2 separate regions of the Mus musculus genome follow, and region 2 is linked to region 1. The links are chromatin loops, found by intact Hi-C in ENCODE. Cell type or tissue: heart. All regions are shown on one strand. Links, peaks and the distances in the headings refer to the core of each region. The heading gives the core; the rest is flanking DNA. Region 1 holds the start of Ddost (dolichyl-di-phosphooligosaccharide-protein glycotransferase). Region 2 holds the start of Eif4g3 (eukaryotic translation initiation factor 4 gamma, 3).

Region 1 (14,691 bases), core at 6,692-14,691:
CTTATCACATGCTGGAAGGGAGGGTGGTGCATGGCGGGTCAAGGCCCGGACGCTGGACACAGTGTGGATGGAGTGAACTGGGGAGCCATTGGTGAGGGGGTGCTGGGGGGGCACTTTGGGGACAAAGTGGGCAGAGAGGAGCTACTCAGCGCTTGTCCCTTCTCCGTGGTTCAGCTCCGGGCAGCAGAGGTAGAAATCAAGGACCTGCAGTCAGAGTTCCAGCTGGAGAAGATTGATTACCTGGCAACCATCCGCCGGCAGGAGCGGGACTCCATGCTCTTCCAGCAACTCCTGGAGCAGGTGCAGCCTCTCATCCGCAGAGACTGTAACTATAGCAACCTGGAGAAGATCAGGCGAGAGTCGAGCTGGGATGAGGATAATGGCTTCTGGAAGATCCCAGATCCCATCATACTGAAAACCAGCCTCCCAGTAGGTCAGGAACTCAGCTGCCCTGCCCTCCCCTCCCTGACACCCCCCTGCCCGCCCCCCCCTGCCCTTTGACAGCAGCTGGCCACCTTGTGGAGGGACAGAGCCTGGCCTCTTCCTGCAAGCGGTGGGTGCTACCCACGTGCTGTCCCTGAGGGGCCCTGAGGAACTGTGCTTTGGAGGCAGACGTGTGTGTGTGTGTGTGTGTGTGTGTGTGTGTGTGTGTGTGTGTGTGTGTGTGTGTATGTGTGTGTGTGAGTGTGTGTGAGTGTGTGTGTGTGTGAGTGGCGGGGGGGGGGGGGGCGGTGACGTCTGTGACTTGAGGATAGTGATCGCCCCTTCTTGAAAGCTGCTGTGAGGCCTGTAGTGTGCTCAGGCATGTAAACGCCTCAGAGTGCTGCCTGGCACAGAATGAGTGCTTGGTTCTCTCACGGCTGATAGTCCCACAAAGGATCGTGATTAAAACTGGATCTCCAAACAAGGCACGGTCATGCATGCCTCTCATCCCAGTATTTGGGAGGTGGAGGCAGGAGGATCGGAAGTTCACGGTTATTCTTGGCTACATAGAAAGTTGGGTTTATGTAAGACGTTACTTCTAGATTGAAGCAGAACAGGGGCTGGAGGATGGCTCAGTGGTTAGGAGTACATGCTGCAGGGCTGGAGGGTGGCTCAGTGGTTAGGAGTACATGCTGCAGGGCTGGAGGGTGGCTCAGTGGTTAGGAGTACATGCTGCTCTTGCAGAGGACCAGAGTTTGGTTCCTGGCACCCACATCTGACATTTCACACTGCCAGTAACTCATGCTCTAATGGGATATGATGCCTTCTGGCCTTTGTGGGTACCAGGCATTTACATACTACACACACACACACACACACACACACACACACACACACACACAGAGCCTGGTCTACAAAGTGAGTTCCAGGACAGCCAGGGATATACAGAGAAACCCTGCCTCAAAAAAATAAAACAAACAAACAAACAAACATGAAACAGAGGCTGGAGAGATGGCTCAGCAGTTAAGAATACTGGCTGCTCTTCCTGAATGTTGGAAGTGGTTCAAGAGTAGGCATGTGGGCTTGTGAGATGGCTCAGTGGGTTAGAGCACCCGACTGCTCTTCCAAAGGTCCAGAGTTCAAATCCCAGCAACCACATGGTGGCTCACAACCATCCGTAACGAGATCTGACTCCCTCTTCTGGAGTGTCTGAAGACAGCTACAATGTATTTACATATAATAAATAAATAAATCTTAAAAAAAAAAAAAAAGAGTAGACATGTGACCAGGCCGAGCCAGTCTCAGTCTTTCCACAAGCTCTGGTGTAAGGATGGCTAAAGGCAGTGGTTCTCAACCTTCCTAAAGCTGGGACCCTTTCACACAGTTCCTCATGTTGTGGTAACCCCCCAACTAGGTTCAATTCCTAGCACCCACAACTATCTGTAATTCCAGTTCCAGGGATAAACATGCAGACAAAACACTGGTGCACATTAAAAAGCAAGCAAGCAAACAAACAAACAAACACCACAACCATGAAACCAAAGCAAAGAAAAACGAAATGGAGTCTTATAGGATCAGCTTCACAGCCAGAGCCCTGAGTTAGACGGGACCATAGACACCAGCAGGTCAAGGTTCAGTCTCTGCTTTGGCCATTGACTTCCTGTGTGACTTTTATGAAGACCACTGTCCTTCTCTGAGCCTGACAAAGAACCCATTCAATTCTGATGAATCTCAGAGTAAAGTCAGATTTTCTGTGGATCGTTTTCCAGCTAAACATAACTATGGTCATTTCAGAGGTAGGGGTGTGCGTGTGTGCATGCACATGTGTGTGTGTGTGTGTGTGTATGTGTGTGTGTGTGTGTGTGTGTGCATGTACATGTACATGTGTGTACTTCCACTTTCTTGTATGGCACCCTGCAGCCCTCTTTCTGATCCGTGTCCATTCATACCTCCATCCCAGAATTGATGGGTAGCCATAGATGCCAATCATCCGACTAAAACTCCAGCCAGCTCCGTTTCTCATGAGTAGCAATCTCCCCCCAAGTCCTAACCTGGTGTCCAGCAGGGAGCAGTGGCATCCCTTCCTCTAGCTGAGTCCTCTCGTCCTCATCCCTTGGCTAGGCTGGGAAGTGTCCCTTGTTTGCTGCCTCCAGCCAGGCCTGCCCCCGCCCCAGGCAGGGCTGCCCCTCAGGCACCTTTCTTCTGGTTTCTCAGTTTCTGTTTTCTCGTAGCAGTTCCAACTGGGACACAGAACAAGCCAGCTCGAAAAACCTCTGCAGTAGACAGTGGGGAGCCACACATGGTAAGGCCGGAGGGTTGGAATAGAAGGTTGGGGTGGGGGTGGAGGTGCCCACAAAGTGGGTCAGTGAAGTCTCAGGCTGCCTTTATCTTGCCTGGGGACAAAAGCCAGGAGCTGAGCCTGGACCTGTTTCCACCACTATGTCAGGCACCAGAACCCTCAGGTCCCGCATTCAAAATTACAAAGTGGGAGTCTATTCCAACCAAACACCCACTACAGCAGTTCACAGTGACTGCCTACTGTGTCTCCGGCTGGCCTAAGGCTGCATTTATCTCAGTGGCTTAACTGCCTAAGAAAGAAAAAGCTTTAAAACACTTTTAGCCTGGGACTTCGGCAAGGGGATATCAGAACACACTTACTTCCAAGTAACAAAGTGACAGATGCAATCAACACAAAATGGAGACCTCGCTGATCCACACAGATGAATGGGGTTCAGGCATGGCTGGATCTAGGGCCTCCATCCGGGCTCTGTGTCGCGCTTTGCCCTGGATCTTTGCCCTTGAGCTAGCCAGCTTCAGGCTTTCTTCCCAAGGCCTGGTTATGGCGACTTGCAGCTACACAGCCAGTGGTTCTTAACCTACGAGATGGAGGCCCTTCTGGGCTTTGAGTGACCCTTTCACAGGGGTTGCATATCAGATACACCCTGCATATTGATATTTACATTATTATTCACAACAGTAGCAAAATTACAGGACAGAGTAGCAATAAAAATAATTTAGTTTTGGGGGGGTCACCACAACATGAGGAACTGTATCAAAGGGCCCCAGCTTTAGGGAGGTTGAGAACTGAGATCGGCTCTGCCTAGTCGCATGCCTACTCTTGGACCACTTCCAACATTCAGGAAGATGTAGCTCAGTGGTTAGTGCTAGCCTGGGTCCTACATCTGTGCCTGGGACTTCTGTCCCACCTGAATGGGAAGAAATAGCTACCGGGTGTAAAAGATCCAGACCGAGGAAAACAAGCTCGTGAGAGCCAGTTTGAAAAAGAATCTTCGGGCTGGCAAGATGGCTCAGTGGTTAAGAGCGCCGACTGCTCTTCCAAAAGGTCCCGAGTTCAAATCCCAGCAACCACATGGTGGCTCACAACCATCTGTAACGAAATTTGATGCCCTCTTCTGGAGTATCTGAGGACAGCTACAGTGTACTTACATATAATAATTAAAAAAGAAAAGAAAAGAAAAGAAAAGAAGAGAAAAGAAAAAGAATCTTCAAGCCGGGCAGTGGTGGCACACGCCTTTGATCCCAGCACTTGGGAGGCAGAGGCAGGCAGATTTCTGAGTTCGAGGCCAGCCTGGTCTACAGAGTGAGTTCCAGGACAGCCAGGGCTATACAGAGAAACCCTGTCTTGGGGAAAAAAAGAAAACAAAAGAGAAGAGAAGAGGAGAGGAGAGGAGAGGAGGGGAGAGGAGGGGAGAGGAGGGGAGAGGGGAGAGGGGAGAGGGGAGAGGGGAGAGGGGAGAGGGGAGAGGGGAGAGGGGAGAGGGGAGAGGGGAGAAGAGAAGAGAAGAGAAGAGAAGAGAAGAGAAGAGAAGAGAAGAGAAGAGAAGAGAAGAGAAGAGAAGAGAAGAGAGAAAAGAGAAAAGAGAAGAGAAGAGATCTTCCCTCTTCCCAGGAGAGAAAGGGAAGAAGTATTGGCCACAAATAGCTGGCAGTGGAGTTTTTGCTGTTGTTTTGTTTTTGCATTGTGTGTACATGGAGGGATTGGGGCTGTGTAGTTCTGTCACGCTTGCCTTTGGTGAAGCTGGAGGAAGGCACATATACCTCTCATCTCAGGGAGGGAAGGGGTGGGGAGGCGGTGACTTCCCTGCTCCAAGCTGCCTGGGTCCTCACCCCAGGAGTCATGGGAGTGACCCCAAGAGATGTCCAGCACCAAATGGTGCCACCCATCCCCACAAGCTCTAGGGTCGGCCCACCGTGGCTGTCCCTCAAGAGGTTCTGAAATCTCAGCAGGAGGAAGACAGGTATAAGCTGATGCTCAGCCGAAGCGACAGTGAGAATATCGCTAGCAACTACTTCCGCTCCAAGCGGGCCAGCCAGATCCTCAGCACGGACCCCATGAAGAGCCTCAGTGAGTGTCCTACCCGCTGGGGCTTCTCCTCCTCCATACCTGCTGGGAAATATGCCATGGGGATGATTTTGGATTCAGGCATGAAAACCTTCCCCCACGTAAGCCTCAGCTTGCTCAGTTATGAAGTAAGGGGCATGGCCTCCACTTCTCAGGATTACAGGAGGAGAGCAGAGAAATGGGGCCACATAATAGGTCATTGTGGTCCCCGTTTACTGCTACGATGAATATCTGAGAGAAGCTCCTTAAAGGAGTGCCAGGACGTGGCTCAGTTGGCAGAGTGCTTGCCTGGTGTGCTCTAGGCCATGGGTTTAATTCCCAGCACTGTATAAAACAGGCTGCAATGCTGCTTGCCTGTAACCCCAGCCCTTGGGGAGTGGAAGCAAGGGGCTGAGAAGTTCAAGGTCACTTTTGGCTACAGAGAGAGTTTGAGGCCAGTTATGTGAGAGCCTGTCTCTAAAGGAGAAGATTGAGAGATCGATTTGGTCCTACAGCTTCTCCTTTGTGTGAGAGACCAAGGGGGAGGACCATAGCAGTGGGGACCTGCTTAGTTGCTCACATCATGGTGGCCACCATGGTAACCATGGAAACCAGTAAGCTTTTAATATGGGCTTCCCCACTTTACTTTTCTGATCCATCCAGGCCTCTAGCCTATTACACGGTGTTACTCCCTTCTTCATTTGCAATATGAAGAAGGATAGTATCACTTCTGAGTCATCCCTTTGGACTCAAAAGCGACACTAGGTCTAGGTCTGAGATCCCAGCAGAGCATCCTTAGAGGGGTCCCAGCTGCAGAGTGAGGGCCTCAGGAGGGCAGGTATCCCATAGACTACTCAACTCTGGAACCTACCCAGACACACCCAGAGATGTTCGTTGCATGGTCCTTAATACAACCAAGTTGATAAGATTAACCTTCACAGGGGCTGAGAGTTGGCTCAGTGGTTAAGTGGTTAAGAGGACCCAGGTTCAGGTCCCAGCGCCTACATAGTGGCTCACCACCATCCATCACTCCTGTTCCAGGGGATCCAGTGTCCTCTTATGACCTCCTTGGACATTGCACACATGTTGTTTACACACATACGTGCAGACAAAAACACTCATACACACACAACAAATCTAAAGTTTCTAAAAATTAACCTCAGTACAGAGTCTCCTGTCTGCTCAAAGAGAGGGTCTTGGACACATGAACAGGCCCTTGCATGGGGGTACGCATGTCAGGCTTCCTCAGAAACTGTTATGGTAGCTTTCCCCAAAGGAGACTATGCCAAGGGAGCAAAACAGTTCCAAGAATTGGAAAATAACTTCACTCTTCTCTTAAAACTAAAAACAGAGGCTGGTGGAATGGCTTACGGCATAAAGGTGCTTGCCACCAAGTCTAAGCACCCGAGTTTGATTCCCCAGGCCCCATGTGGAGAAAGAAAGAGAGCTGATCCCCACAGGTTGCTCTCTAACCACTTACAGGCATTGTGGAACAAACACATGGATGAATGTAACAGAATTTTGGAAAAACAGAACCCATGGGGCTTCTGGTAAAATATTCATTAGAAGCAAACCTTAGGGCTGGAGGGACGGCTCAGCACTATGGCATCTTACAGCCCTCTGTAACTTCTGTTCCAGGGGATCTGATGCCCTAATCTGGTCTCTGTAGGCACAGTGCACACATAGTACACAGACATACATTCAGGCAAAATATCTATATCATAAAAAGTAAATCTTTATAAAACTGATGCTAAATTTTTTAAACATTCTAAACTGAAACCAGAGACAGAGTGAGTGAAGTTGGGTAGAAGAGGAAAGGCCAGTGAAGTCACTGAGGGGCTGCCACTGTGCCCACGTAACAGATGAGGAAACTGAGGCTTAAGAGCTGACACTGGTAGGAGATGCTGGACTGTTCTTTGTGCGCAGGCTTCTCTGCCTTAGGTACCAGGCTGAAGCCTCAGTTAGAGACTTTAAATCTCCAATTCACTGTTGGGAACAAAATAAGGGGGGGGGCTGGGGAAGAGGGGGGCAGGGAAAAGGCCCACACCCTGCCAGAGTTCCACCTATTCTCTGGTCAGTCAGGTGTGGGGGGGCTGCTAACTACCTTCCACTCATCCCTGGGTGGGCATTCCTTTATCCCACTCTTCAGGGGGTGGCCAGGGGCAGCCCTACCTGGGGACCCCGGAGCTACCTTGCTAAAGCCACCAGGGTTATTGGAGAGAGGGATGAGGGAAGAGGTTCCCAACACTGACCAGAGTGCGCAGTGGATCTTGATGGAGCAGAGACTCTCTGTGGTTTAAGAGCTTTATTATAAAAATGCAGGGAGCGAGAGAGAAGGTAGAAAGAGAGGGAGGGAGGGAGGGGGAGAGAGAGAGAGGGGAGAGAGAGAGAGAGTAAGAGGGAAAGAGGAGAGGAGAAGACAGAGAAAGAGAGGAGAGAAGACAAAGGGAGAGGAGAGAGGGGGAGAGAGTGAGGAGTAAGAGGGAGACAAGAGAGCGAGAAGTAAGAGAGCGAGGTGGGGCTGAACAGCCCTTTTTATGGTCTTTACTATTGCTAGGTAACTGGGGAGGAGTTTAGCCTGAAGGTCAGAAGCTTGGGCCATTGCCTACGTGGCTACTGACCATGCTTCTCTTGTGGGGGATGGGGGGATGGTAACTTAGGCAGGGGCCAGAGTTCCAGGAGCATGAGGGAACTCCTACTGGGTCATGAAGGTGAATTATCACCTCCAGGGTTCAGACCTCAGCTCAACTAGAAACCAGCCTACAATTCCCTACCCTTTGGACTCAGAAGTGACACTATGTCTAAGTCTGAGATCCCAGCAGAGCATCCTTAGAGGGGTCCTAGCTGCAGAGCAAGGGCCTCAGGCAGGCAGGTACTGTCAGACCCTCTGCTTTCCACGTGTGGTGCTGTCCCTGCTCACTGGTGCCCTCTGCTTCTTCTCCATAGCATATCACAACTCACCACCGGGGCTAAATTCCTCTCTGAGCAACAACTCTGCCTTGCCGCCCACCCAGACCCCGGAAATGCCCCAGCCCCGGCCCTTCCGCCTAGAGTCCCTTGACATCCCCTTCTCCAAAGCCAAGCGTAAAAAAAGCAAAAACAGCTTCGGTGGTGAGCCTCTGTGATCCAGCTGCCTGCTGCTATCTGCTTTCAAGAAACTTCCGAGTCCTCTCTGCAAAGCCCCAACCAGGCCTCTTCTCTCCTACTCCACAGTGTCCCCAAGCCCAAGGGGATCTTAGCCCTGGGAAGACACGTTCCCTTCCCTATTCCCTAGAGAACTCCCTTTGGCCCAGGGCCTGAGCTTTGTGGAAGTTGGACTACACTTCTCAGAGAGAGGCCTGCTCCAGCTATTCACAGGAGCCAATGTCCCTACTGACTTGCCTGCCACTGAGCCTACACTAGCCAGTGTGGGTCTACCTCCACGGGCTCAGATGCCCACCGATCTCCCCAGGCATTCTCATACAGAGCACAGAAGCTGCCAACCACACGGACAAAACTCAACATCTTGGTGACTTAAGATTTGGGCCTCTGTGATTGGCCCCTTCCAAGGGAACCTGTGACACACAGTGGACCTGGAGACAGCTGCTGTGCCTAGCCTACCCTTGGCTGGACAGCAGTCCAGAGAAGGTGATTTACAGAAAGCTGCCCAATAAACTGCCTTTTGGAATAAGCGCCCTTTCCCAACCCTCTGATGCTTCCTGGGGCCTGCCCTGCCATCCTGTAGAGAGACTGGGTCACTGCTTGCAGCAGCTCTAGAGGTTCTGTCACCAGCACAAGTGACTATACAAGCAGAACCATGCCTTGCTGAGGCAGAAATGGCCTGGTTTGTAGTGTGTGTATTTGTGTCCATGTATGTATGTATGTATGTATGTATGTATGTATGTATGTATTCATGTGTATGTGTGCATGTGTGTAGATCAGAAGGCAACCTCAGGTATCTTTTCTCAAGGACTCTGCCAATCGAGCTCTCTCTCCAGCTTCTGTGTGTGTGTATGTATATGTATGCACGTGTGTGTGTGTGTATATATATATATATATATATATGTGTGTGTGTGTGTGTGTATATGTACACGTGTGTGTATGTGTATATATATGTGTGTGTGTATATGTATATGTACACGTGTGTGTGTATGTATATGTACGCACGTGTGTGTGTGTGTATATAAATATTTTTTATGGGGGCACATGTGCTATGGTATGCATGTGGAGGTTGGATGGTGACCTGTGGAAGTCAGTTTCTTCCCTCTGCCATGTGGCCCCAGGGATTGAATCTATGTCATTAGGCTTGGCAGCAAGTGTCTCCAGCCACCAAGTACCTCCCCAAACCACCCAAGCACACTCCCCCCCTTTATTGTGTGTGCCTAAGTTGGGGACATGTGTCGTGATGCTTGGACGGAGAGGAGAGAGGCCAGCTTCCAGGATGGCTTCTCTCCATCCACGGTGGCTTCCGGGGATTGAGCTCAGGTTTGTGCAGCAGGTGTGGTTACTGCTGTCCTGCCAGGCTTCAGGGACCCGAACTGGAACTGTGTCCTGACATAGCCAGAAATGAATCCAGGTTGCCATGACAGCCCTCCCCTCTGTATTCCAGCATGACCTCGGTGGGCCCACAGTCAAGGGAGCTGACAGTTCCTCACCACCTCGATAAACGAGAGCTGCACCCACTTCGTGGTATTCTGTGAAGGGTTAGAGTATGTGCTAGCTCTGTACTGAGCTACTCTGCCCTCCTCCTTATACCAGAGACTTTGGTAGGCCTTACTTACTCTTGGGCCAAGGAGTTTTCACTGAAGCAGCCAGGGTACAGGGTCAGACTACCAAAGGCCACTGCAGTAGCACCAGTCAGGGGAGGTTGCTCAGGTTTCTGAGGGAATAAAGCCCCACCCACCACCATGGAAAAGCAAAGATACAGATCTCAGGTGGGAGTCCTGGGGAGGGCGGGCACCTGTGGAGGGAGCTGAAAGGGCAACAGGTGCAGATGGGCAACTCAAGGGTGTGTGCGAAGGTTGGCAGTACTCAGAGCAGAGAGCAGAGGCGGTTGAAGCTATAGGGAGAGGTGTAGGTGGGTACCTTGAAAGGGTGTCCTAACAATGGCACATCCCTAAAGTCAGTGTCACTGAGTGGTGTGGTTGGGCTTCAGAGAAGTTTAGGAACGATAATTATTATATGGAGACGGTCACATCCAGCTGGCCTGGGACTTGCATGTAGCTGAGGACAACTTTGCACTAATTATCCTGATGTTTGTATCTCGAGTGCTGAGGTTACAGCTGCCAGCTGCCATGCCTAGTTTTCTATGATACTGGGCATCAAACCCAGGCCTTCCTGCAATCTAGATAATGCATGCATCTTACCCACTGAAGTACACATCCCTAGACCTCTACGTTTTATTTCTGTCCTGAATCTTGGGTTGGTGTGTGTGTGTGTGTGTCAGAAGACAACTTGCAGAAGGCCGTTCTCTCCTTCCACCGTCTGGGGCCCAGGGATTGAACTCACGACGTCAGTCTTGGTGGCAAACAAGCACCTTTATCAGCTGAACCATCTTGCTGGCACCCCATGTTGGCTTATAGACAATTCCGCTAGGCACCACGCAGCAGCTTGGGTAGCCGCCAGCCAGGTGCGAGCCAGGCGTGTAAGGACTCCTCTCGGCTAACCTGCCTCTCTCCCTATCTCCTATTCTCTCCTCTCTCCCCCCAGATGTTCTCAGCTGGCCTCTTCTCTACCATTCTCTGTTCCCCTTTTCGGTCTCTACCCCGTCCCAAGTCCCCTTCCCTTCCACCGACGATAAATCGTCTTTACACTAGGTCTGTCGCGTGGCTTGATTGTTCAGGGGATCACCTTGGCCGGCCAGCCAAGTTGCTCCCTCCCGCCGCATTATACCAGCTCTCAATATGTGACCCCAGCAGGCCTGGACTCACTATGTGGACCAGGCTGGCCTCGAAGTCACAAAGATCTGCCTCTGCCTCCCACTCGAGTGCTGAAATTAAAAGCACGAGCCACCAATCCTGGTTGTGAAGAGCCTTTTGATCACTAACCTTCTCCTTGGCCATCCACCCTGTTTCGGGCCTGGCCAGAGCCTATTTCCCCACCTCATTGCTCTCAAGAGATAAGGGCCTGCTTCCGAGCCCGTTAGACTAGCGACAGGCGAGGAATTCACCCCTATCTGGTCCTGGTAATGACAACTGCGTCCTGGGGGAAAAGGGGCGGCTGCCTAGGAAACGGAAAATCTGGAGACGCTAGAGGAGAGTTTGAGAGATGTGGCGGGAGCTAGCCTGGGCGGAGGCAAAGGGCGCCCGGCTTTGTTGATTGGCAGCAGCTACGGAGCTGTCTCTCTTGGATTGGCCCTTTTCCATGGGGGAGGCGGAGCCTCAAGTGCGTTTCGCCAATAAGGTACAGAGACTCGGCCTCCGGAGGGCCACTTCCGGTGGCGTTCCCTGCTTCTTGGTCCGTCCCCGCAGCGGCGTGGGCCGCGGGGCCACGGAGTACCCGGACCGCTTCCAAGTGGTACTCCGCCGCTGCGAGCGGCCATTGGGCGGCCGCGAGGGACGCTTCCGGTGCCCAGGTGCTGGCCTGGGCTGCTGGGAGATGAAGATGGATCCCCGCCTCGCCGTCCGCGCCTGGCCCCTCTGCGGGCTGCTGCTGGCCGTGCTCGGCTGCGTCTGCGCCAGCGGCCCCCGCACCCTCGTGCTGCTGGACAACCTGAACGTGCGGGACACGCACTCGCTGTTCTTCCGCAGCCTGAAGGGTGAGCGCCGAGCAGAGCCGAGGGAATGGCCCGGGTTGGGGCGGAGACGGCAGCCCCCTCCGAGGGCTGCAGCAGGGATTCCTCTCCTGACCGGGTTCCGGGTTTCTTTCCTCCAGACCGGGGCTTTGAGCTCACCTTCAAGACCGCAGATGACCCCAGCTTGTCCCTCATTAAGTACGGGGAGTTCCTCTATGACAACCTTATCATCTTTTCCCCGTCGGTGGAAGGTAAGGGCGCGCGTCGCCCCTCGAAATGGGATTGGGGGGGCTCAGGAGACGGCTGTCTTCTTGTTCCTGGGCATGTTCTGGGTCTTGGGGTGAGTTTCGAAGTATAGTAGAGGAAAATGTTAATTGCAGCTTGGGCCTCGGAGATTTCATCCGTCAAAAAGATACAGCTAAGGATAGAGTGCCAAATGTCACCCGTAGACATTTCGCTTCTGGAGAAGGGGGTTTTCTCTAACAAGGGTCCTGATAAAGAAACTCTTGATTTGACTTGCTTGTGTACAAAGATTTGTCACATTATTAACATGGATTGCTGTAAAAAGTCATTCTGCAGGTCATAAGAATACAAATAGATACATACCCATCAACCCTTAAGGCCTGATGGATGTGTTTTGGCTGACCAACACAAGGCTAGTTGGTATTGGGGGTGGTGGGAAATATGCATGTATGTGAGGTTGTGCACACTTCTGTGGACGTGTAGAATCGGGTCACCTACTCTGTCACACTCCTCACTCCCTTAAGCCAGGGTCTCTCACTGAACCTGAAGCTTGCCATTTTGACTAAGCAGGCTGGACAGTGAGCTCTCAGATCAGTCTCTGCCTCCTGATGCTTGGGTAATAGGCACCGCTTGTCATTCCCAGCCCTTACTGGAGACTTGAACCCAGTGACCGACCTGTGGCTGCCTGCTAAGCCATCTCACCAGCCCTCAGAGACTACTGAATGGAGTGAAGATCTGTAACTTACACTTAACTATTTCTGTCTTACAAGGCAGTTGAGTCCACCACTAGACATTTCTGTTAAGATCTACTGAGCTGAACTTTGTCTCTCTCTTCCATGTGTATATTTGGAGAAGTGTTCTTAACTCCCTTGGGCCTGTGAGTCTGGTGTCCCCAACCGAGAATAGATGACATGAGAGTCTCATATTTTTATCTTGCTGAGATGCTTGCCCTTCCCATAGCTTTAGCCACTTCCTATGTATTTTCACTAACTAGCTATCTCCAGTTCCTTTGGCAATTTTCTTTTCTTTTCTTTTCTTTTCTTTTCATTCATTCATTCATTTTTTTTTTTTTTTCAAGACAGGGTTCCTCTGTATAGCCCTGGCTGTCCTGGAACTCACTTTGTAGACCAGGCTGGCCTCGAACTCAGAAATCCACCTGCCTCTGCCTCCCAAGTGCTGGGATTAAAGGCGTGCGCCACCACCTCCTGGCTCTTTTTGCTTTTTTAAACACTTTAAAAAATATATAACTTAGTTGTTTTTGCTTTACATATATTGGTGTTTTGAATGCATGTATGTCTGTGTGAGGGTGTTGGATCTCCTGGAACAGGAGTTACAGACGTGCTAGGAATTGAAACCAGGTCCTCTGGAAGAGCAGCCAGTCCTCTTAACCACTGAGCCATCTGTCCAGCCTGACAATTTCTTATGTGTGTGTGTGTGTGTGTGTGTTTGTTTGTTTGTTTTGCATGGATATTTGGCCAGCATGTATGTCCCACCATGTTTATGCCTGATGCTTTCAGAGGCCAGAAGAGGGTGGTGGATCCCTTTGGACTGGAATTGCAGACAGTTGTGAGCTGCTGTGTGGGTGCTGGGAATTGAACCCTGGTCCTCTGGAAGAGCAGCCTGCGTGCTTAGTCACTGAGCCGTCTCTCCAGCCCTGGCCGTTTCTTTTGCTTTTTTGGTGAATGTGCTAGGTAGTTTTTCCGTTTCATCTTTGGCCCAGGCTGTCCCTGTCTGGGGTAAGATGTCCCTGCCATTCTCTACTTCAGTTAAACACGGATGGCCTTTTGTTTCCCCTGGCAGCTACTTTGTATTCTGTAGTTCACACAAGAGTGGGTTCTGCCAGCTGTCTAAAGTGCCAGTCCCCCCAGCCCCACCCCCGGCTCCTGCTGTCTCCCTTTAGGTCCCATGGAAAGCCCCTCCCCTGGTGCCCCAGCACCTACTCCTGGTTTAGGATGCTTTCACAGCCTGGCACAGTGCCTTCTGACCTACATGCTACCTGTACCCAGCTCCACCTTGGGACCAAGGAAGTCATGTTGTTCTCCAGCTCAGAATGCTCCATCCAGTGCCTTCCACCAGTCCCAGCCTTCCAATAACTGGCTACCTCACCTCACTCCTGGCCTCCTGTCCAGCCCCGTAGCTCACCCTACCTGGCAGACTTGACACTGCCGTTGTTCACTCTGCCTGTGTGCTCTTCCACCACGCTGCTGCCCGGCTAACCCTTCCATCTTTGCATGTGTCACTGGACAATGGCTCTCCTCACTAACACAGTGTCTCCCTTCCCTCATTTTCCCTTTCATTGTTCCCAGCCCATAGGAAATACTTAGCAAGGAAGTGGACTTAGGTTAAACACCAGACTCACTGTGGAGAGAACCCTAGGGCTCAGCAAGCCACACCTGGTGCTGGTGGCAGCAGTGGTCAGTCACTAAGTGAACTGGACAGAGCCTCAGCGGTCAAATGCTGGGGGCCAGCAAGCCATTTGGGTGATGTTTAAAGCACTGAATGGTTGTGCTGTGGATAATGGGAACAAGGAAGCCGTTAGTGTTAGGCCAGTGAGCCTTACGATCAAGTGAGTGTCGTCTGTGTATTCTGTGGTACTTCCTCAAACAGCTTAGGTGGAGCGACATTGATAGACTACTGGAGGGTGGCCCAGGCATGGTGCCAGCGATGGCGAAGGCGCATCTGAGCATTTGAACAGCAGTACTGTGAAGTGTGGGTGGGGCTGTTGAGCGTTTTTGAGTGAATAGATGTGGCTTGGAATGTGTGCTGTCACGTCAACAGATGTGACCAGGACGCGTTTGGTAATTGCATCTGAGTGCCAGGGCATTGCTTCGATCATGTGGGTTTGTGCCATGTAACAGGTGTGGTAGATTCACCCACCCTCTCATTTTGGGAGCTCTGGCTGCTCTGGGGGGGTCTGTTACCTCCATGCAGGTGTCAGAGGGGGACAGGGTGCCTATAGTGACTGTGTCTG
Region 2 (15,697 bases), core at 3,684-11,683, 310 kb before region 1:
AAACAGAAGTTTATGTTGATTCTCACCTACATAGGGGGTTCAGGCCAGTCTGAGCTTCAGTGTGTGTATGTGTAGATATACATTTACACACACACACACACACACACACACAGTCTTAGGGTTTTACACAACATTTAATTGGGGCTGGCTTACAAATTCAGAGGTTCAATCCATTATCATCAAGGTGGGAACATGACAGCATCCAGACAGGCATGGTGCAGGAGGAGCTGAGAGTTCTACATCTTCATCTGGAGGCTGCTAGCAGAATTCTGGCTTCCAGGCAGCTAGGATGAGGCTTATAGCCCACGCCCACAGTGACTCACCTACTCTAACAAGGTCTCAGACTGGCATATATGTATATGCACACACACATATGAGTTATTGAGTGCCTATTATGTGTCATGCACCAAGTTGTATAAGCCCCTTATTAATAAATACAATGTAATAGAATCATAAGAAAATATTATCCTAGCCCACCAGGAGAAGCAGAAGGGTGGAAATAATTGCTCCTGGCTAAGAAAGGAGAAGAGGGGCCGGGCATGGTGGCGCACGCCTTTAATCCCAACACTCGGGAGGCAGAGGTAGGTGGATTTCTGAGTTCGAGGCCAGCCTGGTCTACAAAGGGAGTTCCAGGACAGCCAGGGCTATACAGAGAAACCCTGTCTCGAAAAACCAAAAAAAAAAAAATAATAATAATAAGGAGAAGAGGGTCTGAGCCAAATTTGTTCCATAAGACAACACTTAAGTTATTAATTTGTTTTGGTTCTTAATTATTTTTCCTGAACGGTTCTTGCTATGTAGTCCTGGCTGTCCTAGGACTTGCTATGTGGTCCAAACTGGTCCGAGAGTCTTAGCAAACCTTCCTTACCCTTCCAGTAATGGGGCTGCAGGTGTGAGCCACTGTACTGGCTCTGACTTGGGTGTTGAAGGTTAGATATAAGCTCATGAGTACTCCCAGAATAGGAGAGTATGGAAGGGAGAAGAGAATGGATGGAAAGTCTTGGGGGGAGAGGAGGGGATGTTCAGAGTGTGGGCGGAGAAGCGTAAGAACGAGGAGCCAGGGGGTTAGAGAGATGGCTCAGTGGTTAAGAGCAGTGACTGCTCTTGCAGAGGTCCTGAGTTCAATTCCCAGCAACCATGTGGTTGCTCAATGGGATCCAATGCCCTCTTCTGTTGTGACTAAGAGACAGTGTACTCATATGGGAGGCAGAGGCAGGTGGATTTCTGAGTTCAAGGCCAGCCTGGTCTACAAAGTGAGTCCCAGGACAGCCAGGGCTATAGAGAAACCCTGTCTCGAAAAACCAAATAAATAAATAAATAAATAAATAAATAAATAAATAAATAAATAAATAAATAAATAAATCTTTAAAAACTAAATGAGGAGGCAGACATGGCAGGGCCACAGCGTTCAGCTAAGGAACTTGGACTGACTCTCTGCAGTATTACTTAGGTGGCATCCATACTGAGCGCCTAGCACCGGGTACTTTCTTAGGAGAAGAAGCCTGCAGTGAGGGTGGAGGGGAAAAAAGAAGAGAGAGAGGAAGGAAGTCGCTGATTTGGGGAGACCAAAAGGCATTCATCTGTACAACTAATTCTGCCGCTGATGTCCAAAGACAGAGCATAGCAATTGCCCCTCCCCCGCCTCTTTCCCGGTGTCAGGAAGTTCCTGCGTGCCAAGCCAGCTCCCACGAAGATCGGATCACTGGAGCCTGCCTGGAGCCTGGCACCAGCTGTGGGCATCTGGAAATCCAGCTTCCTCCTGCCGTCACTAGACACAGGCAGCTCTGAATCCAGGGTCTTCCTATAAGGCATCCAGTTTGGCAGGATATTTAAATGGCCTCATATTCTTTAAAAGGCAAAGGAGGGAGCTGATGAGATGGCTCAATGGTAAGAGCACTGACTGCTCTTCCGAAGGTCCTGAGTTCAAATCCCAGCAATCACATGGTGGCTCACAACCATCTGTAATGGGACCTGACACCCTCTTCTGGTGCATCTGAAGATAGCTAGCTACAGTTTACTTAGATATAATAATAAATAAATCTTAAAAAAAAAAAAAAGGTACAGGAAGGCTGGACCACTCAGGGTTTCCAGATTCCAGCTGGGATGTGCCAGTCAGAGAAGACCTTTCACCGGGATGAAGGTGGGGCAAGGGAGGAAGCCAGGAGCCAGCAAGGCCACAGGTCACCCTGTCCTCTGGTGCAGCCACTGCCATCAGAACATGCCGAGTGACTTGCCAGACAAGGAAGAAGAAAATGGGCTCATCTGTTACTTTCAACCATGGACTCTGTAGCGGGATGTTGACGGTCTTGGGGCAAGTGGTGTCTGTGATGTTTTGTCTCTTATCCACGACAACTTTAGAAGGCAAGTTTGCATCTCTCCCCACTCCTCCCAGTTCACTCTGGTCTCAAACTTGCAGCCCTTCTGTCTCTGGAAGAACATCAGACCTCAATCTCAATGTCTTTGTCCCCCTACTCTGTGGTGTGTGTGTGTGGTGTGTGTGTGTGGTGTGTGTGTGTGGTGTGTGTGTGGTGTGTGTGTGTGTGTGTGTGTGGTGTGTGTGTGTGTGTGTGTGTGTGTGTGGTGTGTGTGTGTGGTGTGTGTGTGTGGTGTGTGTGTGTGTGTGGTGTGTGTGTGTGTGTGTGTGTGTGTGTGTGGTGTGTGTGTGTGGTGTGTGTGTGTGTGTGTGTGTGTGTATGTGTATGTGTGTGTGTGTGTGTGTATGTGTGTGTGTGTGTGTGTGTGTGGTGTGTGTGTGTGTGTGGTGTGTGTGTGTGTGTATGTGTGTGTGTGTGTGTATGTGTGTGTGTGTGTGTGTGTGTATGTGTGTGTGTGTGTGTGTGGTGTGTGTGTGTGTGGTGTGTGTGTGTGTGTGTGTGGTGTGTGTGTGTGTGTGTATGTGTGTGTGTGTGTGTGTGTGTATGTGTGTGTGTGTGTGTGTGTGTGTATGTGTGTGTGTGTGTGTGGTGTGTGTGTGTGTGGTGTGTGTGTGTGTGTGTGTGTGGTGTGTGTGTGGTGTGTGTGTGTGTGTGTATGTGTGTGTGTGTGTGTGTGGTGTGTGTGTGTGTGGTGTGTGTGTGTGTGTGTGTGTGTGTGGTGTGTGTGGTGTGTGTGTATGTGTGTGTGTGTGGTGTGTGTGTGTGTGTGGTGTGTGTGTGTGTGTGGTGTGTGTGTGTGTGTGTGTGTGTGTGTGTGTGTATGTGGTGTGTGTGTGTGTGTGTGTGTGTGTGTGTGTGTGTGTGTGTGTGTATACAATCATGCTCTAATTTACTGAGGCAGGCTGCCTCACTGGGTTGGCTTCTCTAGGCAGCCAGATCCACCCAGCTTCTACCTGGATTCGAACTTTAGTCTCATACTTGTGCAGCGAGTGCTCCGTCTGCTGAACCGCCCCCCCCCCCAGTTCTCTGGTTTTGGGGGCAGGGTCTCTTGCCCAGGCTATATCCTCAGTTCACTGTGTAGCCCAGGAGGACCTTGAACAGCTGAATTTCTTGCTCCCACTTCCCAAGGGCTGGAATTACAAGAGTGTGTGCCTATATCTAGCTTTGTTTCCTCTTGTTGTATGAGGCAGAGTGTCACGTGGCTGGCCTGGACCACCATGAACACCTGAGGCCCACCCTGACCTCCTGATCCTCCTACCTCTGGCTCCCAGGTGCTGGTGGCTTTTCTTTCCTTTGGGCTCCCATCTCTATACTTTCGGACTTAGATCTTGGGCCATCATGGCTCACACTGAGCATGCTCTTGGCAAAGGCTGGCATGTATCGAAGAGATGAATTTCATGACATAACCACATAACCTCTGTGGCTAATAGAGATGGTGTTCTTGGCATTAACATGGCTGGGTTTTATGCCAAAAAGCCAGCTCTTCCAGTAAAACAAACAAACAAACAAACGACCATATAGTTCCAGTACCAATGTACTTTTTTTTTTTAAGATTTATTTATTGTTATATGTAAGTACACTGTCGCTGTCTTCAGAAACACCAGAAGAGGGCGTCAGATCTCAGTACGGATGGTTGTGAGCCACCAGGTGGTTGCTGGGATTTGAACTCAGGACCTCTGGAAGAGCAGTCAGTGCTCTTAACCGTTGAGCCATCTCTCCAGCCCCCAATGTACTTTCAGAAGGGCTTTGTTTTTTAAAAGATTATATCATCAAGACTCCACGAACCAAGCCCCACGGGCTTTAATTATGAAATCATGCCAGGCAGTGGTGGCACACACAACCAAGAGAGTCCAGGACAGCCAGGGCTGCACAGTGAAACCCTGTCTCCAAAGAAAGAAGGAAGGAAGGAAGGAAGGAAGGAAGGAAGGAAGGAAGGAAGGAAGGAAGGAAGGAAAGGAAGGAAGAAAGAAAGAAAGAAAGAAAGAAAGAAAGAAAGAAAGAAAGAAAGAAAGAAAGAAAGAAAGAAAGAAAGAAAGAAAAGAAAGGAGGGAAAGAGGGAGGAAGGGAGGGAAGGAAGAAAGGAAGAAGTCCCAGGGGAGAGGAGAGGGCTGGAGAGATGGCTCAACTATGAAGAGCACTTGATGCTCTTGCAGAGGATAGAGGATCCAGGTTCAGTTCTCAGCGCCCACATGGTGGCTCACAACCATCTATAACTGCAGTTCTAGAGGAATCAACATTCCCTTCCAATCGCCACAGGTTTCTGTATGCATTTGATGCATACACATACATTCAGGCACATATGTGTTCACATAAAATAATTTTAAATTTTCCTTTGTTTTATATAGGGTTTTTTGTTTGTTTGTTTTTTCGAGACATGGTTTCTCTGTGTAGCCCTGGCTGTCCTGGAACTCACTCTGTAGAGCAGGCTGCCCTCAAACTCAGAAATTCGCCTGCCTCTGCCTCCCAAGTCTTGGGATTAAAGGCATGTGCCACCACTGCCCAGCAGAGGCCAGCCTGTTTTTGCAGATCAAATTTGAGAACAGCCAGGGCCACACAGAGAAACCCTGTCCCCAAAATAACAATAACAAAATAAATAAGTAAACAAACAAACAAACAAACAAGTAAGTAAGTAAATAAATAAATAAAATGAGACTGGGGCTGGATGTGGTAGCTCACATCTTCAATTCCAACACTCAGAAGGCAGAGAGAGGCAGGTAGATGTCTGATTTCAAGTCCAGCCTGGTCTTCATGGTGAGTTCCAGGACAGCCAGGGTGACATAGTGAGACCCTGTCTCAAAACAGTCAGACTAGGGCTGGAGAGATGGCTTGGTGGTTAAGAGCACTGACTGCTCTTCCAGAGGTTCTGAGTTCAATTCCCAGAAACCATATGGGAATTCACAACCATCTGTAATAGGATCCAATGCCCTCTTCACCAGAAGACATCTGAAGACAGCCACAGTGTATACACATACATGAAATAAATAAATAAATAAATAAATAAATCTGAGAGAGAGAGAGAGAGAGAGAGAGGGAGAGAGAGAGAGAGAGAGAGAGAGAGAGAGAGAGAGAGAGAGAGAAAAGAGGCTAGTCCTCTTTGGAAATAAAAAAGTCAGACTGGAGCCAGGGATGATGGGTGAACCTGTGAGCCCCAGCTCTCTGGAGTCTGAGGCCAGCCTGGGCTACTCGGTAAGACCCAGCTGGGGGAGGGGCAAGGAGGAATGAAGGCGCTGTGGGGACCAATAAGTGAAAGGAAAGTACGGTGTGGGCATAAGAGCCTGACTCTGGATCTTATCTGCATTCATTGAATGGTCCTGGACAGTGGTGGGGGATGGGGTGGAGACAGGCAGAGCTGGGGGATTGTTGGCCTGCTGGCCTTTTGAAATGGTAAGCTCCAAGTTCAGTGAAAGACCCTGTCTCAAAAAATAAGTAGAGAGCAATAGAAGATACCTGATGTTGACCTCCGGCCTCCATGGACATAGTGGCTTTTACTTGTACACACACACACACACACTCTCTCTCTCTCTCTCTCTCTCTCTCTCTCTCTCTCATAATTGCAACATTTAGGAGCTGAAGCTTGAGAACTGTCAATTTGTAGCCTGTCTCATAGTAATACCATCTCCAAAACAAACGAACAAACAAACTAACAACAACAGAAGCCACCAACAGAACAAATTACATCAATAGAAGAAGGAACCATGTGTATTGGCTGTGCCCTGTGATCCCAGCACAGGAGGATGATCTTGAGTTAGAGGTCAGCCTGGGCTAAAGAAAGGAATTGGCCAGCCTGGGCTCACAGAATGAGACTCTGTTTCAAAAACCAAAAATGGATGGGAGGGGGAAATTAATCAGAGCTGGTGTTGTAGGTCCCTGGTAGTTTGCCTTCTATGCATGAGGTCCTGGGTTTACCACAACACTGGGGAGGAGAGCAGGAAAGAAGAGGAAGGAAAGAAGGAAGGCTTCTAGAACGTACGGGCGGGACGTGTGGGGAGGGGGCTTTGGTCCCATTTACTTACAAGGTTGAGACAGAAGAATTGCTGGGGTACAGGAGTTAGAGGGGAAGCCTGGATAACACAGGGAGAGCCTGCATCAAAAAAGGAGGAGGAGGAGGAGGAGGAAGGAGAGGAGGAGGAAGAGGAGGAAGAAGAGGAGGAGGAGGAAGAGGAGAAGGAAGAGGAAGGGAGGAAGAGGAGGGGAGGAAGAGGAGGAGGAGGAAGAGAAAAAAGCAAAAAGAAATGTAAGGGCCCTCTGAGCCCAGTACCAGTTCACACTTACTCCAGCAGCAATGTAGCAATGCCCTGAGAGTATCCATGAGTGTACTTTCAGCTCATAGGGAATTCAGGTTTTTGCCACAGGTTGCTGTGGGCTCTGGGTATAGCAGACAGCCGCCCAAAGCGACCGCACTCCTCATGGGCATGCGCTGTGCGTGTTCTAGGATATTCTGGCCCTGCTCTCTATGTGGTGAGGCCTTGGGTTGTCTGGATTCCTGTGGGGTAACATAAAATCCTCTGGCAATTTACAATTAAGTCATTCAAATTTCATAGCCCATCTGAGTGCTTGCCACATCAGAGGGATTTTTAAAGGGCAATGAAATGTCTCTGCAGAAATGAATCATAATGGGTAAAGTGTACCAAAAAAAATTACTGTGTGCCAGGGAATCCCTGGGTAAGTGTTCCCTGTTATTCCCCAAACCCCAGGAGGTGGAGCGGGTTTCACAGAGGAGGAAAACTTAGGCTCACGGAGATTAAAAATGTTCTCTAGGGGCTGGAGAGACTGCTCCGTGGTAGAGAGTGTGTACAGCTTATGAACTCAGAAGCCCTGAGTTCAATTCCCAGCACTAAGGTAAGGTGGCTTCACGAAAGCCTGTTAACTCCAGCACCAGGGGAGTTGGTCTCTTCTTCTGGTCTCCGTGGGTATCAGCATTCATAAACACATAACTCCTCCTTCCCCACTATTTAATAAAAATAAGAGCCTTTCATGAATTGAATACTGTGAATTCCTCCTTCTACTACCAAATGCCTTCAAGATTTAGCCTAAATCCAAGATCCTTTAATAAACCAGGCTCTTTTTTTTTTTCCTTTCTTTCTTCCTTTTTGAGACAGGGTTTCTCTGTTTTAGCTCTGGCTGTCCTGGAACTCACTATATGGACCAGGGTGATCTCAAATTCACAGAGATCTGCCTGTCTCTGCTGGAATTAAAGGCATGCATCACTGTGGCCCAGCTCTGGGGCTCTTCTTTTAACCTTAGTAGCCACTTTAATCTCTTGGCAACTAAGCTCTCACCACACACACTGGCCTGCTTCTGCTACCTTCATTCCACGAGTGGGGCCTGGGGAGTCTTAGGCCATCAGGCCTGACAGCAGGGGCTTTCACCTATTAAGCTGTTTTGACACCATCATGGAGAGCTTAGTGGACAAGGTGCTGAAATCAGATATTTAAATGTTTTTATGTATAAGGGTGTTTTACCTATTATCTGTGCATGTACGTGTCTAGTTCCCAAGGAGGCCAGGAGAGGGCATCATATCCCTTGGAACTGGAGTTTCAAAGGCGTGAGCTGCCCCGTGGACTGGGAATTGAACAGGGGTCCTCTGGGAGAGCAGCCAGTATTCATAACCTGTGAGCCTTCTCTTCAGCCCCAGATCAGATTTTCTTGCCAGTGTCTATGTTTGATGATAGGGTTGCTATGCTGAGGGCAAGGTGTCTGAAAGGTCCTTGGGTTCGAAGCCCAGGCCTTCCTCTTAGATGTCATACAGATTGCCTTTGGATGTCCTTGAGTCTTAAGTTCTTTGTGGGTGAATGAGGTGTACCACGAATTTTCCAGTGCTGTCAGGGGGGATGAGTTAACCTATGAAAGGTGTCTACACATAGTAGGTGTTTAGTGTTTGCTGCTCTGTAGGATGTGGGTGTGTCTAGAAGGGTCGGATTTCTGTACTCAAATACAAGTGTAGGTGAGCACTCAACCGTGACTGCAGGGTCAGCTTTGCAAGGAGTGAACAGAGGATAATTGTTCAACTGCTGATCTACAGCCCTGGCCCTAAGGTCGTGCTTTTGGGTGAATGGAGAGAGCCTGTCTCTTTGACTCTGTTCTCCCAGCTCCTCCTGCTTGATTGCCTGAGGTCAGAATCTTATCTAGACTTTAACATTATTTTGCCCAGGATCTGTCCTGTTTGAGGTTGATAATGCTCGCAAAATGTTTAGCAAAGGCCCCCCGGCACATACTAATTGCATGATGCTTGTAGCTATTATTAAGATAAAAAAGGAAGCTAGCTCAGAAAAGAATAACAATTAGGCAATTATCAATCTGTTATCAGCGGAGAGTAAACGGGGAAGTCGGATCTTTCTGCTGGGAACAGATTTTGATTGGGATAAAGATGCCCGAGACTCAGGTTCTCAGAATCTGAAATGAGACTCCAGGGGCCGAGAAAGGACCACTTGGGAGTCTTTCCTGGAGTTAGTCAAGCCTGAAGAGGAGTGGAAAATCCACACTTAAGTAACCTGGTATAACAAATTTTCATATGGTGGAGGATGCCAGAGTAGGAAGTAGCTGTTGTGCCTGGTCAAGAGATGGAAGGCGGCTTTCCTTCTAATGCAGTGGAGGCTCAGGTAGCTAGAGGCAATGAGGCAATGGGGGAGCCTGCCACCTAGCTTTTAGCCTACAGAGAACATCTGGGGCTCCCAGGGGTTGTCACCCACTACATGTAAAGCTTTTTTTTTTTTTTTTTTTTTAAGGGCCCGGTGGTGAGTGCCTATAATTCTAGTACTTGGAGGGTAGAGGCAAGACAAGCAGGAGTTCAAGGTTATCCTCAGGCACGTGGAGAGATGAGGCTAGCCTGAGCTACTTAAGACTCTCTCAAAAAGAAGCAAGCAAGCCAACAAACCCAGAGAAACCAACGACCACCCCAACTCTGAAACCCACCAATGTAGCAGGAGTCAGGACACTAATCTTGTTTGTATGTTCATGTGTATGGCGACCAGGGGACAACCTCAGGTGTCTTCTTCTGGTGCTGTCACCTTTTATTCTGGAGACAGGGTCTCTCACTGGCCTGGAACTCATCAGATGGAGTGGGCTGTGACCAGTGAGCCTCAGGGAACTGTTGGTCTTCACCTCAATGCTGGGACTGTATACACCTCTCGCACACCAGACTTTTCCTGAGTGAATTCTGGAGTCTGCACTTGGGTCCTAACGTTTGCAACTCAAGCACACAGGACACAGGACACTAATTTTACCTCTGTCCACGTTGGTCATGTGACCTTGGCAAAGTCTCCTGTCAGCTTTGAGCTGCCTCAAAAAAAATTTTTTTTTAATAGTGTAGATGATAGCTAAACTTCTTTGGACCCCAGAGTCTTCATTTGTAAGAATAGGTATTTACCTATTTCTTGGGATTATATGAGCTAATGCAGTACTCCATATCTGCACAGTTCGGAGGTGTCTGCGACTCCTTTTCTGTCAATGTTACTGTGTCCTGGGGACAATGCCTCTATTGAGGGGCGCAGGTGTGGTGTGCAAAGTGTGAATGGATGTGGGGGGAGGAGACCTTATCCACAGGAGTTAGCCAAGCAAAAGAAGATGGGCAGCCGACTACAGGTTGTAGTCAAAGGCCCCTCCAGTCTTGGGGAAGACTGTGGGAAGATATCCACTCTACAGAGCTTAGGGTCAGTTTCTGGCAAGGCAGGCCATTTTGCATCCTAGAAGGGTAAGGTTCATCCTAGAGAAGGTGGGATCCCGTTTCTGAATCCGCTCCATCCCTTCCCAGCCAGGCGACCTTGGGGCAGTCACTTTTCTTCTCCGGGGCCTCCTCTGCAAAATGGGGCTCCTCGTTCCATTTCGCACTTTGGGCATCTGAGGACGACGTGTCGACATAATGCCCATGGCTGGCGACGTCAAGGGCCGGCGAGTGGCATCTGTTATGTTAATAAGTCCTTGAGGCGGGCGGGTTCCTAACTGTCGGTTTGTGCTCTGGCTTAGCGGTTCCCTCCGCAGCGCCTCGGTTTTTCCGCTCCGCCGCCTCTCGACGCTTGCTTGGCAGGTCTCGACGGACCGCGGCCTCGGGTGCCGTTACTATTGTTCTTCGAGGCTGAGCTCTCTCCCTACAGACGTGCCCTTCGGTCTCTCCCTCAGCTCCGCACCGCGCCGCGGAGATCCTCAGCCGTCCCGGATCACCGATCTTTCCCGAGAAAGAGTGTCAGCTCCTGCGGCGTTCCCGAACAGCGGCCGAAGGCGCTCCCGAGCGCTCCCGAAGAAGCCCGGCCGCTCGCGGTCTCCGGAAATAGCCGAGAGAGCTTGCCACCCTCGGTCTGCCGAGTCCTTCCGAAAAGGGCCGAAAAGCTCCGAGCGGCCGTCCTGCCGGACTGCTGGAGGCGGCCGCAGCGCCATGTTGGATGCTCTGCTCGTTGAGTGAAGAAAATCCGTCCGCATCGCCCGAGCCCCGCTACCGAGAAGGGCGCCGCTTCCCCCGGGGAGGGGGACAGAGACCCCCCGCCGCCGGCCCATGAGGATATTGCCGTGAAAGGTCCGGTCTCTCCGCCTCCTGCCCCTGCCGGGTCCGGCCCCCCCCTCCCCGGGGTCGCGTTGTCACGGAGACCGGCAGCCGGTGGTGCTGGCCCGCGGGGCGGCTGCTGCTGCCCGCGGCGGCGGCGGCGGAGGCGGCGGCGGCGGAGGGCGTGTGTGACCGGTCCCGGCCCCCTCCTCCTCCTCCTCCCAGCCTCCCCCCGGCCCCCCGCTCCCGCCGCCTCCCCGGGTCTGCCCCCATCCCGCCCCTCCGCTGCCCCCGGCCCCTGCACCCCGGCGCGCCCGGTCCCGCTCTGGGGGGGTTGGTGGCTTCGCTTTGCCATGAGTTTACCGCAGAAACCGGCTCTGAAATCAGGCTCAGCGGCTGCAGCAGGAACCGGACCCGGCACCGGAGCGGCGGCGGCGGCGGCGGTACCGCCTCCTCATCCGGCGGCAGCGGCGGCGGCGGCGGCAGTAGCGGCAGCGGCGGCCCCTCCTCACCCGAACATCAGGGCCCTCCAGACCCCGGCGCCCCAACAGTATCCTTTTCACCTTCCGGCGGTCCAGAGCGACCCTCGGTGGGAACCTCCTTGCCTGCCGTCATAGCCCGGCCAGAAAAGGGACGGGCAGCCGCTCTGCTCCCGGCTTGACCCGAGCTTTTGGGGTGCACCGGTGACAGCATTGCTGGGGACCCCGGGACCCTCTGCGGTACCGTGAACACTACTAGCTCCACCGGGCCGTGCCTCTGCAGCTCTTGTGGATCTGGGGGGAACCCTGCCCTTGGCTGCTCCCTCCCCTTTCTTGGGCAGAATTTGCTGGTGCCTAGGACCAGCCCTGCGGGCAAGGCTTTTCTGACTGTTGGGAGGCCCTGCCTTCTGCGGGGCTCGGTAGCCTCTCTAATTATTATTTAGGATTCATAGCAAAGTTTATTGCTAAATTTTCTGTTGGAAACGAATCAGCTCATTCCTGAGGTAAGTTGGGTCTTCAGTCTTTACTGCAAGTGTACAAAAAGCACCCCCCCCCGCTAGTGTTTTGTTTTATTTTATTTTATCGTATTTTATTTTTTTAAGCAATTAGAGTTGTGTTGTGGCTTGTGGTGGAGCCGGCTAAGGAGGAAATGTTACACTGGGCGCTTCCCTGTCTTTGACCTTTCTAAAGGAAGAGGAAGTTAACTCACATTACCCAGTACCCCCAGAAGTCTCACTTCTTCTAAGACTGGTGTTAACGCTGTATATCTTTTTTAAAGGGCTTTAGTAAGTTTGCTGCTCCGTAGGGTGGTGTCTGGAGGGTACCAGGGCTCCCAAGGAAGGGTCTTAGTTTTGAATGTGTCTTAATTTCATGGTATAGAAGTTGGGGCAGCTTTGATTGAAAAATCTTGGTACCTGGTATTTAAGTCAGAATAAAACGTCGAATTCACAGCTCCTATGGAGTAAAGGAAGGTGATACTCCTTTGGATCCCCACTGGGTTTCTCTGTGTAGCCCTGGCTGCCCTAGAACTTGCTCTGTAGACCAAGCTGCCCTTGAACTCAAGAGATCCGCCTGCCTCTGCCTCCTGAATGCTGGGATTAAAGGTGTGCGTTACCATCGATGGGCAAGCAGAGGTGTTGTTACCTATCTGAGAATAACATTTCATCATCTCCCCCGCCCCCACCCCCCATCCTTGGACTTGTGAAAAATGGACAAATGATTTTTGGATGTTCCCAGTGCTGTGTGGTTCTTGTGTTTGACTTGTAAGTGGTGTTGGGGCTAGTCATTTCTGTGTAGTTTGATTCTTGTCTGTATCAATTACTTTGAGAAGGGAAAAACACTTCCCCTTCTTGGGTCACCTCAGGTCATTGTTTGTTTTCTGTCCAGCGTTCTTTCTGTGTTCTTTACATATTGTTAGTCCACATCTTAGTGCTCCAGTGCTATGTGTGGAGTGATTTCATAATGTTCTGACCCTGCCCAGTTCTGTTCAGTTTCTCGCTTGCTCGCGGCTGAGAATGTTGCGTGTTCATGGAGAACCCAGTTGCTTCTGACCCACATGCGCAGCTATTGGCCTGTGAAGGAGCAGGTCGGCCGTTCAGCCTGCTTCGGGGTAGAATTGGGTCGCTTCAGTCTACCTAGCTTCACTTTCATACTTGCTTCGAATTCCGTTCTAATTTTAGGGTTGTTTTTCTTGATGGTCTGTCTGTGTTGGTAGGTTTCTGTCTCCGGACCAAGTGAGTTGTTCCTTACCTGCCTCTTTAAGCTGTTAGGGAGTTAACCAGAGGGATTGCACACTGTGTGTTCTGGACAGACAGACAGACCAGCAAGTAAGGGATCATAGTGTTGTACGTGACAGCGCTTGGTGAAGTTGGTGGCTTCATTGGATACAGAGCGGGGGTGCTGAGTATCCCAAGTATGCTTTTGCTCCTTAGAGCTCACAGCTGAAGGACTGGAAAAACTTGAAGCTGGTTACAACTTGGAAGTCGTGGTTGGACCTCCAGTTAGATTTTTATCTTTTCTTTAAAATAGAAGGAAGATGCAGTTGGGAAACAGGAAGGAATAAGGTGTTCTCTGCAGAGAAGATTATTCTAAACCCTTCATGGCAACCTTGGAGCCAGCCGTGCTGCTTGGAGGTTCTATTTTGCCCCATGTCATGGCGGCTGACATTTTATACTTGATGTATTCTACAATTCCTGCTTTACTCCGGCAAGATCGCACAGCTAAATAAGCATCTATCGAGATAGTAAAGGAAGCGTGGGCTACGGCCGGCTCAGAACGCAGCAGCGGGAAAATGTTGTCACCTGGTACTGGAAGAGGTCAGAAACCCAGTAGAGCAACTCTGCTTTTCAAACTGCAGGGCATGTGGGAATTTGGGTTTTATGCAGACACCTGCGTGCAGTAAGTCAGTGCCGTTGAAGCACTTGGAGTTAGAGCACAGAGCTGGCGTTGGCTCTTCCCATGGCTTAACTCCACTGCCTTACAGGGTGTGTGTGGGTACAGTTGCTGCAAATTAGTTAGCTTAAGCAGTGTATTAGAAAATGTGTTGGAAGGCGTTGCATGGCCAGGTGTCCTTCATTCGTACTGAGTGTTCACGTGTTCGTCGAAATGCAAGGTGTGTTGAAAACACAGGAATTGCATGTAAACTTGAAGCTGGAAGCAGGCATCAGATTTGCACTGCAGGACAACCTTCCCCCCCCCCTCCCCCCAGCCACTTGAAGGAGAAATGGCCACACTGATTGGAAATAGTCAATGGCTGGTCTCTAGCTGAGGGGGAGATGGGATGGCAGGCCTGGAAGGAGACAGAAAGCTAACATGAACAGTTGTAAACGCAAGGAGAGTATGCTGAGAGTTTCTTAACAAACCCGCTGGAAACTTGTGCTTGGTGAAGTCACAGCTTGAGAATATTTGTCTTGCGGTGTGCTTGGCTCAGCTTCCCCGTTGAGGTTGAGGTGACTCTGTTGAGAATATTGACAGTGGTCATCCTTTCTCTGGCTGACAAAATAACTGACGTTTTCATAAAAAACTGTCATGCTGAAGTTTTTCAGAGGGTTCCTGGGTTCCCCATTAACATCCCATATCTTTATATTGAGACTGCTGCCCACCTTACAGAAAATTCTGGATGAATAAACTAGAGTTATGTGCCCATTTGAGCAGAAAGTTTTTCCCATATGTTAGGAATACAGTATTCCTAACAGGGTGTGATTCAGGGCTACTGACACATTTCTGGTGAATCATCTTACTGTTTGGGGGCAACCAGTAAAAGCCAGTGAGACAGAGTAGGTTCTTTTTAGAAACAGAACTAGAGACCTGTGTCAACCAGAAGAGGACTTGTGTCTCTGGCTCCTTTGTCAAGAGTGTTCTTTCAGCCAGGCGGTGGTGGCGCACACCTTTAATCCCAGCCCTTGGGAGGCAGAGACAGGCGGATTTCTTTTTTTTTTTTTTTTTTAAGATTTATTTATTTATTATATGTAAGTACACTGTAGCTGTCCTCAGACACTCCAGAAGAGGGCGTCAGATCTTGTTACAGATGGTTGTGAGCCACCATGTGGTTGCTGGGATTTGAACTCCGGACCTTCGGAAGAGCAGTCGGGTGCTCTTACCCACTGAGCCATCTCACCAGCCCGACAGGCGGATTTCTGAGTTCGAGACCAGCCTGGTCTACAGAGTGAGTTCCAGGACAGCCAGGGCTACACAGAGAAACCCTGTCTCAAAAAAAAAAAAAAAAAAAAAAAAAGAAAAAAAAAAAGAGTGTTCTTTCTATCTTTGCAATACTCCTGTTGTCCCACCCCCCTTTTTTTTTCCTTTTTAAATCTTCTCTTCCATGGACATTAAGCTGGTCTGAAGTGGTGAAGTGTGTAATTTTCACTCTCTTTTTTTTTATTTCCCTCTCTGATAACTAGATCTGGATAATATTCATTTTCAGTATCTGCTGCTAGATGTCATACATGCAGGATTCTATTTAAGTTTTCCAAGGCCTCTAATAAGGTAGGTGTTGTCTGTTTCACAGACAAGGGTACTGATATGCAGGGAAGTTAGTTACATTTCCAGGGTCTCCTGTGCCTGTGAAAGGTGGTGTGTGAGCAGACTAGTGGCCGGTGGTGGCCTTCTTACTTGGCTGGATGTGTGTGGGCCTGGGAGGAAGTCAGAACTCTGCTGCATTTGAGAGAAGCCATGCCAAGTACTGTAGAACACAGCCATGGTGTCTAGGGTTTGAAGTAGTTCACAACAGCATACTGCTAGACAAGTAGGCTGTCTTCCCCTCACTGAGCCTAAGAACATGGAGGTCCTCTGATGGATTTAGCTCGGGTCTCTGCTTGTCCCAGAGTCAGCAAGGCCTCCAGCAGAGTACCATTATAGCTAGCAGCTGGCAT

What was found. Peaks named below come from ENCODE experiments on the same cell type or tissue, not always from the same donor. Only the 100,000 strongest peaks of a DNase experiment are listed, where the experiment ranks them.
Region 2: a loop joins it to region 1, with 2.1 times the contacts of the local background. A loop is called at or near these places in 2 of 42 quality-filtered maps.

Annotation. Positions count from the first base shown.
Region 1 is chr4:138,293,538-138,308,228 of GRCm38, forward strand. It overlaps Kif17 (kinesin family member 17), which reads left to right. Exons shown (of 15, transcript NM_010623.4): 12 at 175-433; 13 at 2,658-2,725; 14 at 4,669-4,789; 15 at 7,712-8,436. The coding sequence ends at 7,890. It overlaps Ddost (dolichyl-di-phosphooligosaccharide-protein glycotransferase), which reads left to right and starts at 11,201. Exons shown (of 11, transcript NM_007838.3): 1 at 11,201-11,501; 2 at 11,618-11,728. The coding sequence starts at 11,342. In heart, for the core only: no CTCF peak of the experiment used is centred there; DNase peaks (open chromatin) are centred at 7,944, 10,364, 11,124 and 13,654; H3K4me3 peaks cover 2,876 bases; H3K27ac peaks cover 1,863 bases.
Region 2 is chr4:137,982,747-137,998,443 of GRCm38, forward strand. Eif4g3 (eukaryotic translation initiation factor 4 gamma, 3) reads left to right here and starts at 10,710. Exons shown (of 35, transcript NM_172703.3): 1 at 10,710-10,881; 2 at 11,236-11,398. In heart, for the core only: a CTCF peak has its summit at 7,857 (motif pointing right); DNase peaks (open chromatin) are centred at 10,685 and 11,595; H3K4me3 peaks cover 1,816 bases; H3K27ac peaks cover 2,133 bases.